3 separate regions of the Homo sapiens genome follow, and all the other regions are linked to region 1. The links are chromatin contacts, found by Hi-C or POLR2A ChIA-PET in ENCODE. All regions are on one chromosome and are shown on one strand. Each heading gives the region's core, a stretch centred on a gene start or an enhancer-like site at or near the end of the contact. The rest is flanking DNA. Distances are from core to core; before and after follow the strand shown.

What was found. Hi-C counts contacts between places; a loop is a spot of excess contacts on that map. ChIA-PET counts read pairs that join two places held with the same protein, here RNA polymerase II (POLR2A). Pooled maps may share reads with other maps.
Region 2: a map with no recorded cell type shows a loop between it and region 1 (1.9-fold over the local background). The contact joins two enhancer-like sites. A Hi-C loop is called at or near these places in 2 of 168 maps with a recorded cell type or tissue (heart left ventricle and heart right ventricle), 1 of 37 single-sample maps with no recorded cell type and 2 of 50 pooled maps. POLR2A ChIA-PET finds 5 or more read pairs at or near these places in 7 of 52 experiments (B cell, HepG2, OCI-LY7 and 4 more).
Region 3: a pooled map shows a loop between it and region 1 (2.7-fold over the local background). The contact joins two enhancer-like sites. A Hi-C loop is called at or near these places in 2 of 37 single-sample maps with no recorded cell type and 6 of 50 pooled maps. POLR2A ChIA-PET finds 5 or more read pairs at or near these places in 4 of 52 experiments (CD4-positive, alpha-beta T cell, GM12878, activated B cell and 1 more).

The regions. Positions count from the first base shown.
Region 1 is chr11:82,995,543-82,999,190 of GRCh38, reverse strand. It overlaps RAB30 (RAB30, member RAS oncogene family), which reads left to right. Exons shown (of 5, transcript NM_001286060.2): 2 at 1,867-1,967. The coding sequence starts at 1,875. Among named protein-coding and RNA genes, the nearest start is that of SNORA70E, 44 kb to the left of the region's middle. RefSeq lists an enhancer at 3,072-3,251. Within about 2 kb of position 1,775, at least 14 of the 41 ENCODE cell types and tissues checked have a DNase peak (open chromatin) inside an H3K27ac peak, as active enhancers do; they include B cell, where a contact is called at or near this core.
Region 2 is chr11:83,172,050-83,175,697 of GRCh38, reverse strand. All of the region lies in intron 9 of PCF11 (PCF11 cleavage and polyadenylation factor subunit), which reads right to left. Among named protein-coding and RNA genes, the nearest start is that of PCF11-AS1, 14 kb to the left of the region's middle. Within about 2 kb of position 1,549, at least 2 of the 41 ENCODE cell types and tissues checked have a DNase peak (open chromatin) inside an H3K27ac peak, as active enhancers do; they include B cell, where a contact is called at or near this core.
Region 3 is chr11:83,124,953-83,128,600 of GRCh38, reverse strand. No RefSeq gene overlaps it. Among named protein-coding and RNA genes, the nearest start is that of LINC02951, 30 kb to the right of the region's middle. Within about 2 kb of position 1,785, at least 3 of the 41 ENCODE cell types and tissues checked have a DNase peak (open chromatin) inside an H3K27ac peak, as active enhancers do.

The sequences.
Region 1 (3,648 bases), core at 526-3,025:
ACTTGTAGAAACAAATGGAAATACACATAAAGGGCCAAGTATAATGCTACCACTGCTTATGGACCCAGATTCTTGTACAGAGAAATGTTTTTCCTTCACAGGCCCAATGAACTGGGATGGAACCCCATGAGCTACCTACATGTTGGCTTGGTTGTCAGTCATTTTTCCAAGGATTAATTGAAATCTACACAGACATCATCTTTGCACATAGGGAATTTACTCCCCTGGCTACTTGACAGGTTCAGCTAATTGGGCTCTCCTCTCTGCCCTACAAGCCTGCAGGCATTTGAGCTCCAGGTCTGCTGGTAGGAGTGACCCTGACGCTTTCCTATCTCCCAGCACCCTTCCCCTCATGAGCTCCCTAACTGCCCATTTCCTCTCTCTCCAGAGTCTATTGGGTCTGTTCTGCCTACACCTTAAGAAAAGAGCTCCACTCTTGCACTGTTGGCGCAAATTGTTATTTAGCTTTTTTTTTTTTTCATTATTTAACTTTTCTCATGTTGGTCTTGAGGGCAGACATTGTCTCTTCTCTGTATTTCCTGTGGTGATAACAGAATCCTATAGTAAGCACCCAGTAGATTACAATTGCTTTTACCAGGATAGGGCTTTATGTGTATCAAGGTTGGTTTTTTTTTTTTTTTTTTAGACAGAGTCTCACTCTGTCACCCAGGCTGGAGTGCGGTGGTGTGATCTCGGCTCACTGCAACCTCTGCCTCCCAGGTTCAAGCGATTCTTGTGCCTCAGCCTCCTGAGTAGCTGGGATTACAGGGGCACGCCACCACACCTGGGTAATTTTTGTATAAGGTTCTTTTGTAAGTTTTAAAAAATCTTCACAGCAGTCCACTGAAGTAGACAGAGCATTCTTTTAGTATGCCCTTTTAGTCACAGTCTTTCTAGCGCAGTTGGAGAAACTAAGGCCTACACATAAGCAACATGCCCATTAATTAATTTTTTATTTCTATAGGATAGACATTTAAAAGAGTAACTCTGTCCCAGGGGCTAGGAAATAGAGCTGACAGGCATAATCCCATCCCTTAAGGATGAGGCAGATATTTGAACAAACAATTGTATACAGCAAGTGAAGTTTTAGGACAGAGAAGTGTTGAAAGTGTTTAACTTTATTTGGGGAAGATCAGTGAAAGATTCAAAGAGAAAGAATTGCTGGCATTGGACCTTCAAGGACTTCAAGGTGCAGAAGGGGTGGAAGGGAGGGCATCCCAGGCAGAAGAAATGGCACATACCAAAGCCCAGAGGAGTGAACAGACAGGCACTTTGGGAGGCCCTGTAGCATCAGCATGGCTGGCAGGAGATGTATAGGAGATAGAGGGGAAAGATGGCTATGACTACCATTTGTAAGACCCTAAGACTTCCAGAAGCAGGAGACTAAAAGGGCCCTTTATAGTTCCTTCCTCTTCATTCAGTCTGCGCATCACTAGTACTTCTTTCCAGAGTCATACACATTCCATAAACGTCCTTTAAGCTCTGGATGGGCTCGCTATTGTCCTTGCTTTTTTGCACCCCAGCTTGCCTGCACAGAGGTTTGTCATCTCCTTTTCATGCTGAAAGAAAACAGATTTATCACAGGAGGAAACTGCGACATGATAGCTTGGAGGAATAAAGGTTACCAGGTGAAACGACATCTGCGTCATTTATTCTCTGTGGCATGAGGTAGCTGAGAAGGAATAAAGTCCGTCTGTGACCAAACACCTGTGTTTCTGTCTAGCTGGCAGGGTCACCGGAGGGGAGCTTTAAATTGCTCTTTAAATGAGTCAGACCTGTTCCCCCGGAGAGAAGGCTGGTGCAGCTTGAGCTCTGTGGGCAAGTCTGACTGGGCCTTTCTCACTTTTGCCTGTGTTTGCCTTGCAGCTGTGTAAATGAGTATGGAAGATTATGATTTCCTGTTCAAAATTGTTTTAATTGGCAACGCTGGTGTGGGGAAGACGTGCCTCGTCCGAAGATTCACTCAGGTAAGGGAACTCGTAAGGGAACTCGTAAGCCCAGGGTTGGGTTTGTCAGTCTAGCCTGAGGGGTTGGGGGAATCTGTCGAGATGGATGACCAGTTTCAATGCCAGGGTCTTAGCTGTGAGTTCCTGATGCACCCTTTGAAAGCTGCATCTGCTTTGTAGCCAAGACAAGGGGTTTTTAAACCACCTCACGGGAGCATGGCCCTGGGAGTCTCCACCAACCCTCCCATGCCTCTTCTTGCTTCCTTTAATGACAAAGGCAAGTGGTTTTGCTGTCAGTGTGCAGTATCAAAACTAAATTATTGGATAAAAGGAAGTTACTAATTAATAATCCCCAGGTGGAAACAAATGAATCTGGACGTCAAACTGAACCTAAATTTTTTAAAACTCTAATACAAATTAAACCAATCAAACTCTGCCTATGCCCCCTTACATCCTCCCAGGAAACTTGAGTGAATCATTTTCATTTAGGACCAAATAGGCCAATTTTCTAAACCTCTTCAGTAGGAATGAAATGAAAATAGTGAAGAATTATCTGAACTGAATTGAATGGCCTCTCTGGGTTGAATTCAATTCTTATCATATGATCTAAGTACAGGTTCCCTTTGGGACTGCCCTTTTGAGAATCACTGCTGGAGATTATATACTGCTTTTATATAGAAATCATTCCAAAGTTGACCTTTTTTGTGTGTTTTCCCCTGAAAAATATGAATGATACCCTTTGTAGGACCATTACATACATATCTTGAATTTTCATAAAGTACTTGTTCAGCAAGTTGGAACTTGCTCCTCTATCTAAGGCATAGGATAACCTGGTGCTGTGGAAAGAGCACTGGCTTGGGAGTTGAGACATGGGTCTTAGTCCTGGTTCTGCCCCTGGCTTGCTCTGTGAGCCTGGGTAAGTTACCTCCCTTTCCTGGGACTGCCTGTTGCACATCAGGGGCTGGGTGAGCTCCAAGGCCCCTTCCAGCTCTGACAGTCTGTGGTTTTGCGGAAAACGAAAGAGACAGATTGAATAACAAATAGCTAGAGGGCCCAGAGTCACTTTGGAAATGTCAGGGTTTTTCCCATGATAAGTGAATAGAACCCATGCTTTTTACTAAGCCGTGGCCTGGTGAAATCAAAAGTAACAAGCTAATAGGCATCTGGGCTCAGTCAACTGCCATGGAGATATATTGGAAACTCCAGCTGGTTTTACTTCTACCTAACATTAGTCATATTTTCTGCTTTTGACAAAAGGATAAGACTGCAGAGATGTAGTAAAGTTTTCAGTCCCTTTATCAAAAGTTTCCTTGACCTTGTCTTAGTATTGAAAGGTCACTTAGAGATTATTCAACCCACCTCTCTCACTTTATAGATGAAAGGTCAGATCTAGAGGGGCTAAATGCCTGCTTAGGATCTTATATTGTGAGATTAGATAGAGTGGCAAGGCTAGGATTAGAACCCGGGTTCCAGGTTCTTAGCCTGATAATTTGTCTCCTATACATTCTAACTTCTGAGACCATTCTCTTTAAAAGCACAAACTCTGTCATTAGATGTGAAAATGTCTCCATTTTCAACAGTAATTTTTTGCCAACAAGCTCTTTTTTCTTCTTTCTTATTTGTCTTTTATGTCTACGTTTTACCCCTCCCAGCTCCTCAACTCCACCATAAACTCATATGTCAGAGGCAAGATTATGTTTGT
Region 2 (3,648 bases), core at 300-2,799, 180 kb before region 1:
ACTGCAAGCTCCACCTCCTGGGTTCACACCGTTCTCCTGCCTCAGCCTCCAGAGCAGCTGGACTACAGGTGCGTGCCACCACACCCAGCTAATTTCTTTTTGTATTTTTAGTAGAGACGGGGTTTCACCGTGTTAGCCAGGATGGTCCTGATCTCCTGACTCCATGATCTGCCTGCCTTAGCCTCCCAAAAGTGCTGGGATTACAGGTGTGAGCTACAGTGCCCGGCCATAATTGTGATTCTTTAACTATGAAAACAATATTTTAGGCCAGGTGCAGCGGCTCACACCTGTAATCCCAGCACTTTGGGAGGGTGATGCAGGTGGATCACCTGAGGTCAGGAGTTTGAGACCAGCCTGGCCAATATGGTGAAACCCCGTCTCTACTAAAAAATACAAAAATTAGCCGGTTGTGGTAGCCCATGCCTGTAATCCAGCTACTCAGAAGGCTGAGGCATGAGAATCGTTTGAAACTGGGAGGAGGTTGCAGTGAGCCAAGATCACCCCACTGTACTCCAGCCTGGACAAAAGAGCAAGAAGACCCTATCTCAAAAAAAAGAAAACAATATTTTAATGTATTTGTATGTCACTATGATGCATCTCACTACACCTATACAGAAAAGTTCTGAACCACTAAAAATTCCTCTTAATGGCAGAAATTCAATTTGCATCCACATACAGATAATCCCTACCCTTAACCACTGTATACATTTATCATACTGCCTTATATATCGTAGGCTAATTAATGTCTGTTCAAACTAAATGTCTGAATACATGAATGAAGAGATCAACTTCAATAATCAATTACAGTAACATTTAACTCACTAGTTTAACCTTTACTTTCCTTTAAATTAGCTATTTATATGCCTAAGATGCACAATTAGCTATTCAGATGTCTGAGGGCAGCCAAGTCTAGTAACCAACAGCATAAACTGTGGAACCAGACTCCAGGGATTTTAACCAGAAATTCCACTTTCTAGTTGTGTGACATAATCAAGTTCCTTATCTATGCCTCAGTTTCCCGTGCCTGTAAAAAGGGTAATAATAGTTCCTACCTAAGATTGATATGAGGTTAAATGAATTAATATTTCTAAGGAACTGAGGTGTTTGGCATTATTATGTGTTTTTTGTTAAACCAAAAAAAAAAAATCAATAGCCTTTCTATATTATAAAGCTCTTTGAGGCCGAGTGTGGTGGCTCATGCCTATAAACCCAACACTTTGGGAGGCCGAGGTGGGAGGATTGCTTGAGTTCAGGTGTTTGAGACCAGCCTGGGCTACATAGTGAGCACCCTCTTTAAAAAAAAAAAAAAAACTTTAAAAATAAAAATAAAGGTCTTTGAAGGATGAACCTTATTAAATTCATCCTAGCATACTGCCTAGCATACAGCAGATGACTAATATATGTCTGAAAAATGAACATGGGTATATTTCCTACTAGAAAAGGGATGTTTACACTTTCAAATTAGAGAAGGAACCTTGAGAGAAGCTAAATATAGCACACTGAAAACTGTTGACACATCTTTTAAGAGTAAGAAGAACTTGAAGAATGAAGACACACCTAATGTCCCATTCAATACCCCCTAACAAGGGGAATAATTATGATTTCCTCTGTGACACTGCTATGTCCTGTACACATACACATATAACCCAAGGTTGTAAAAGCAAAACAAGGCTGGGCACAGTGGCTCATACCTGTAGTCCCAGCACTTTGGGAGGTCAAGGCAGGTGGATCACCTGAGGTCAGGATTCAAGCCACCCTGACCAATATGGTGAAACTCTGCCTCTATTAAAAATACAAAAATTAGCCAGGTGTAGTGGCATGTGCCTGTAGTCCCAGCTACTGGGGAGGCTGAGCCCGGGAGAACTGCTTGAATTCAGGAGGCAGAGGTTGCAGTGAGCTGAGATCATGCCACTGCACTCCAGCCTGGGTGACAAGAGCAAGACTCGTCTCAAAAAAAAAAAAAAAAAAAAAAAAAAAAGAAAGAAAGAAAGAAACAAGAAAATTTGTAGTTTCTGTAGAGCATCTCATGCCACTAACCCCAATATAACAAATCCTCTGCTCAACAATAAAAACTGAGTTCTAAAGGAAAATACATTAATATAGCACTTGACAAGTTACAAGTTACAAAGTACTTTTGCATATACTATATCATTTGATTCTCTAAAAAAAAAAAAACAACAACAAAACAGACAAATACTGATACTACCATATCATGTTTTTTTTTTGGTTTTTGGTTTTTTTTCTGAGACGGAGTCTCACTCTGTCACCAGGCCTAAGTGCAGTGGCCTGATCTTGGCTCACTGCAACCTCCACCTCCTGGGTTCAAGCGATTCTCCTGCCTCAGTCTCCTGAGTAGCTGGGACTACAGGCATGCACCACCACACCCAGCTAATTTTTGTATTTTTAGTAGAGACGAGGTTTCACCATGTTGGCCAGGATGGTCTCCATCTCTTGACCTTGTGATCCACCTGCCTCGTCCTCCCAGAGTGCTGGGATTATAGGCGTGAGCCACCATGCCCGGCCCATATGCTGTTTACAGAGGGAAAAAACTGAACCTCAGGGGAGATACTTGCTTAAAGCCTGCGCATTTATAAAGTAACATAGTAGAGATTCCAACCCTGGTCTTCTGGGCTTTAGATCCCAAATTCTTTCCTTCTCTTTTCATTATAGTAACAAAATAATAATAATAACAAATATTAATTAGTCATAATTGTCCATGTAGAAATTAAAACTTAAAAGCTTCCAAATTCATTGAATTTCTTGACACAATTTAAGGACTAATGTATAAAAAAGAGCTTGGCTAGGATTTCCTAATTACTTCAGAAGTTTTGGAAAACTCCATAAATTTATTGTAAACTGATTAACTCAATACTACAGTAAAGCATGTTTCTGAAACAGCTGTTTCAATGATTCAGAAATGAAAGCAAGTATCACTAATGTATGTACTTCCCTATTACCACATATTAAAACTAAAATTCATTTTGCCGGGCATGGTGGCTCACACCTGCCATCTCAGCACTTTGGGAGGCTGAGGTGGGCAGATCACTTGAGGTCAGGAGCTCGAGACCAGCCTGGCCAAGATGGTGAAACCCCGTAAAAATACAAAAGTTAGCCCAGTCTGGTGGCACACGCCTGTAGTCCCAGCTACTTGGGAGGCTGAGACAGGAGAATCGCTTGAACCCCGGAGGCAGAGGCTGCAGTGAGGCAATATGACACTACTGCACTCCAGACTGGGTAAGAGAGCAAGATTCTGCCTCATAAATAAATAAATAAATAAAACTAAAATCCATTTTAAAAGTCCTTTTATCTAGTACTAAGCATCACCCCATAGTAACAAAGATGCTTATCAGTGAACCTGGCTAGGAAAGCCGCTTTTTGCTATTTGAGTGCCCACAAAAACATAAAAATTAATCAACTTTATTAATGCAGTATCCTCAGTATTCACTGAGATTTCTAAGGTCTGTCATTTATTTCATTCTATCTCAACACAAATGTCATACCTTCCCTCCCACTCCCAGTTTCCACCCAATAGGTTTCCTTCCCTTTGTTTAGTGGACTACAAGTCCCCGCTAACCATCTCTAGCTGTAAATAGGGTCATTATGAATACACATCCACAATGTAAATAAACTTAGAAAAGGAACAAAAAT
Region 3 (3,648 bases), core at 536-3,035, 130 kb before region 1:
CAGATAATGTGGGTAATGTAAAACTGTCCTTCCTACCCTCTTTAATGCATCTTTTCTTATTTCTGTGTTCCACCTACATACTCTCATCTCTTACCTGAATTCCTTAGCTCTTATGAAAGTATTTTTGCATGTAGATAGCTGTTTAAATTAGTGTTTCTGCAAGGAGACAGGCACTAAAAACTCCTATTCTGCCAGCTAGCTGACATCACTCCCAAAACCATACTGTATTTTAAATGTTCCTCTATGGTCTTAAAATTTTATTAATTTATACTCTGGGAAAGCGATTTACAAATATTTCACCATCAAGTACATTTTTTGGTACACATAGACCCTATCCTTCCCATCATGGATCCCAAATTTTGAAAAGTATTGTCAGCAAAGCTATATTAATTCATAATTGTTTCATTATTTTTTAAATAGTCAAGAACATTTGTGAGTGCCCATCAGAGCTAATCTGTCACTCTGAGTTGATCACCACAGCCCCTAAGTTAACACATGACTTAGCCTGGACAGCCCCATTTGAGGTTGAAGTTTGTTCTGAAACCTCCTTTACCACTTCTACAGATCCCTTAAATATCCAGGAACCCCATGTTATGACTTAATGTTTAGAAGAAAGGGTTTGCTAAGCCAAAGTATACTTACCCAGAACCCTGTCAAAATTATCTCTAAGTCTAAATAGATGATATCTACATTAATAAGCATTCAGAATCCATTTGTTATCTTGCTATAAACTTGATCTTCATCTTATAACTGGATAATTTACTCATTTAAAATATGTCTTAAGATGGAATCATTCCAGGTTTATTTTTGGATAGCACATAGGTTCTCTTTAAAAATATAAATTCAGCTGGGCATGGTGGCTCACCCCTGTAATCCCAGCATTTTGGGAGGCTGAGGCGAGCAGATCACTTGAGGCCAGGAGTTCAAGACTAGCCTGACCAACATGGTGAAACCCTGTCTCTACTGAAAATACAAAAATTAGCCGGATTGGGTGGCGCATCCCTGGAATCCCAGCTACTTGGGTGTCTGAGGCACTAGAATCACTTGAACCAGGAAGGCGGAGCTTGTAGTGAACTGAGATTGGGCCACTGCATTCCAGCCTGGGTGACAGAGTGAGACTCTGTCTCAATAAATAAATAAATAAATTCATGGCCGGGTATGGTAGTCACACCTATGATCTCAGCATTTTGGGAGGTCAAGACAGGAGAATCGCTTGAGGCCCTGAGTTTGAGATCAGCCTGAGTAACATGGTGAAACCTTGTCTTTACTTTAAGAAAAGTTAGTGTCCACAATGGTTTGAATAAGGAGCGCCAACATCAGTGGTGTCAACAATTTATTCCTAGCCACATTCTCGAATGTGCTAATGGGACACTCACAGTAAAACCTAACCAGCAGGGTGAAATGTTAGTCATACTGAAACAGGGTTAAATACAGTTGAGGTCCAGGGCTTTTACAATTCATCTTTTTATAGCAGTCTGAACCTTCAAAGTATTTTGGTATCATTAATTTTGATGGATAGAGCCACAGACTGGCTGGAACAAAATGTTTTCTGCCCATTATCATATCCTCAAATCGGAGCTACTAACTTGTTGTCCTGAAGACTTAGTCTAAATGTTCTAAGAGAAACTGTTATTGCCAGAGTTACACCCCTGATTGTTGGTTGAGAACGCAGAGTGCTTCCAAATTTTTTTTTTTTTTTTTTTGAGACGTAGTTTCACTCTTGTTGCCCAGGCTGGACTGCAATGGCGCAATCTCAGCTCACCGCAACCTCCGCCTCCCGGGTTCAAGCGATTCTCCTGCTTCAGCCTCCCAAGTAGCAGGGATTACAGGAATGTGCCACCTTGCCCAGCTAATTTTCGTATTTTTAGTAGAGACGGGGTTTCACCATGTTCCTCAGGCTGGTCTTGAACTCCTGACCTCAAATCATCCACCTGCCTCGCTCTCCCAAAGTGCTGGAATTACAGGCATGAGCCACCGCTCCTGGCCCTTCCAAATTTCTTTGTTTTTGAGTCAGAGTCTTGCTATGTTGCCCAGGCTGGAGTGCAGTGGCAAAATCTCGGCTCACTGCAAGCTCTGCCTCCCGGGTTCACGCCATTCTCCTCCCTCAGCCTCCCAAGTAGCTGGGTCTACAAGCATCTGCCACCACACCCGGCTAATTTTTTGTATTTTTAGTAGAGACAGGGTTTCACTGTGTTAGCCAGGATGCTCTCGATCTCCTGACCTTGTGATCTGCCCGCCTCCACCTCTCAAAGTGCTGAGATTACAGGCGTGAGCCACCGCACCCGGTCTTTTTCCCTGTTTTCTTTGCACCAAACTGTATCTGAGTTTTAGACTGTGCAAAGCAGCCAACTGTTTTTATCAAAGACTAGGTAAGATGTGCTTTTCTGGGATGTGTGGCGGTTATTCTTTGCTTTGGAAAAAGAAATTAGAGGAGATATTAGAAAATATTTATTGAGTTCCTACTCTGTGTAAGACATGAGTGAGAACAATATGATGTGGTTGGTTATGAGCATGGACACTGGTACCTAATTGTATGGGCTGTACCTCTTACTAACTACAGGACCTATAGGGATGTCAGTTTCCTCATCCTAAAACTGGGGTTATGGCCGGGCATGGTGGTTCATGCCTATAATCCCAGCACTTTGGGAGGCCAAGGTGGGAGGATCGCTTCAGCCCAGGAGTTTGAGATCAGCCTGGGTAACATAGCGAGACTCCATCTCTACAAAAAATCAAAAAATTAGCCAGGCGTGATGGTGCAGGCCTGTGGTCCCAATACTCAGGAGGCTGAGGTGGGAGGGTTGCTTGAGCCTGGGAGGTAGAAGCTAAAATTAGCCACGATCATTCCATTGTACTCTAGCCTGGGTGACAGAGCAAAATCCTGCCTCAAAAAAAAAAAAAAAAAGATATAAATAAAGTTATAACAGTACCAGTTATAAAGATTAAATAAGACCGTCTTTGCAAAATTCCTTTAGTGGAGTATATGACACATTTTATGTCCTACATGCTTAATAAATTAGTTTTGATTATGTTTAGTGTTTATGTAGATCTTGATTTTTCCCACTGGATTATAAATCCCCTAAGAAATGAATGAACCTCCTAAAGGGAAGGGGAAATTCACATTTCTCTTTATGTTAGATAGTATCCCTACATCTACTCTGTGTTAGATTGTTTCTTATATACTTTATACACATTTAACTCCCATCTTTTGTTATAGATGTTATCAACTTTTTATAGACAAAGAAGCTAAATCCCAGAGAGGATAGTTGAATTGCCTAAGGTTGTATAGCATTGGAGACAGAATTCACATCTGTTCTAATGCCAAGCCCCATAATTATAGACCTTAATAGTTATAAAGATATGGAGGGGAGAATCCAGTGCTTGTTGCATAATCACCTTCCGCTGTTGTTATAATCTCTTAGCAACTGTCCTAAAGTGTTTAGTGCGTGTTTCCCAAATATTAAAAAGACATATATTCAATATGGGTTATAAGTAAAAAAGTATTCATTCTACTTTCCAAAAGCAAATATAGATTTATGTCAGAGAAAAGGAATAATTAATAATTATATTTTCAGGGAGGAGGGCAAAGGAGTAGAAGGGACAAAAGGGGAAAAGAAGAGGAAGGGAAGGGAAGCTATTTTGCTGACCTGA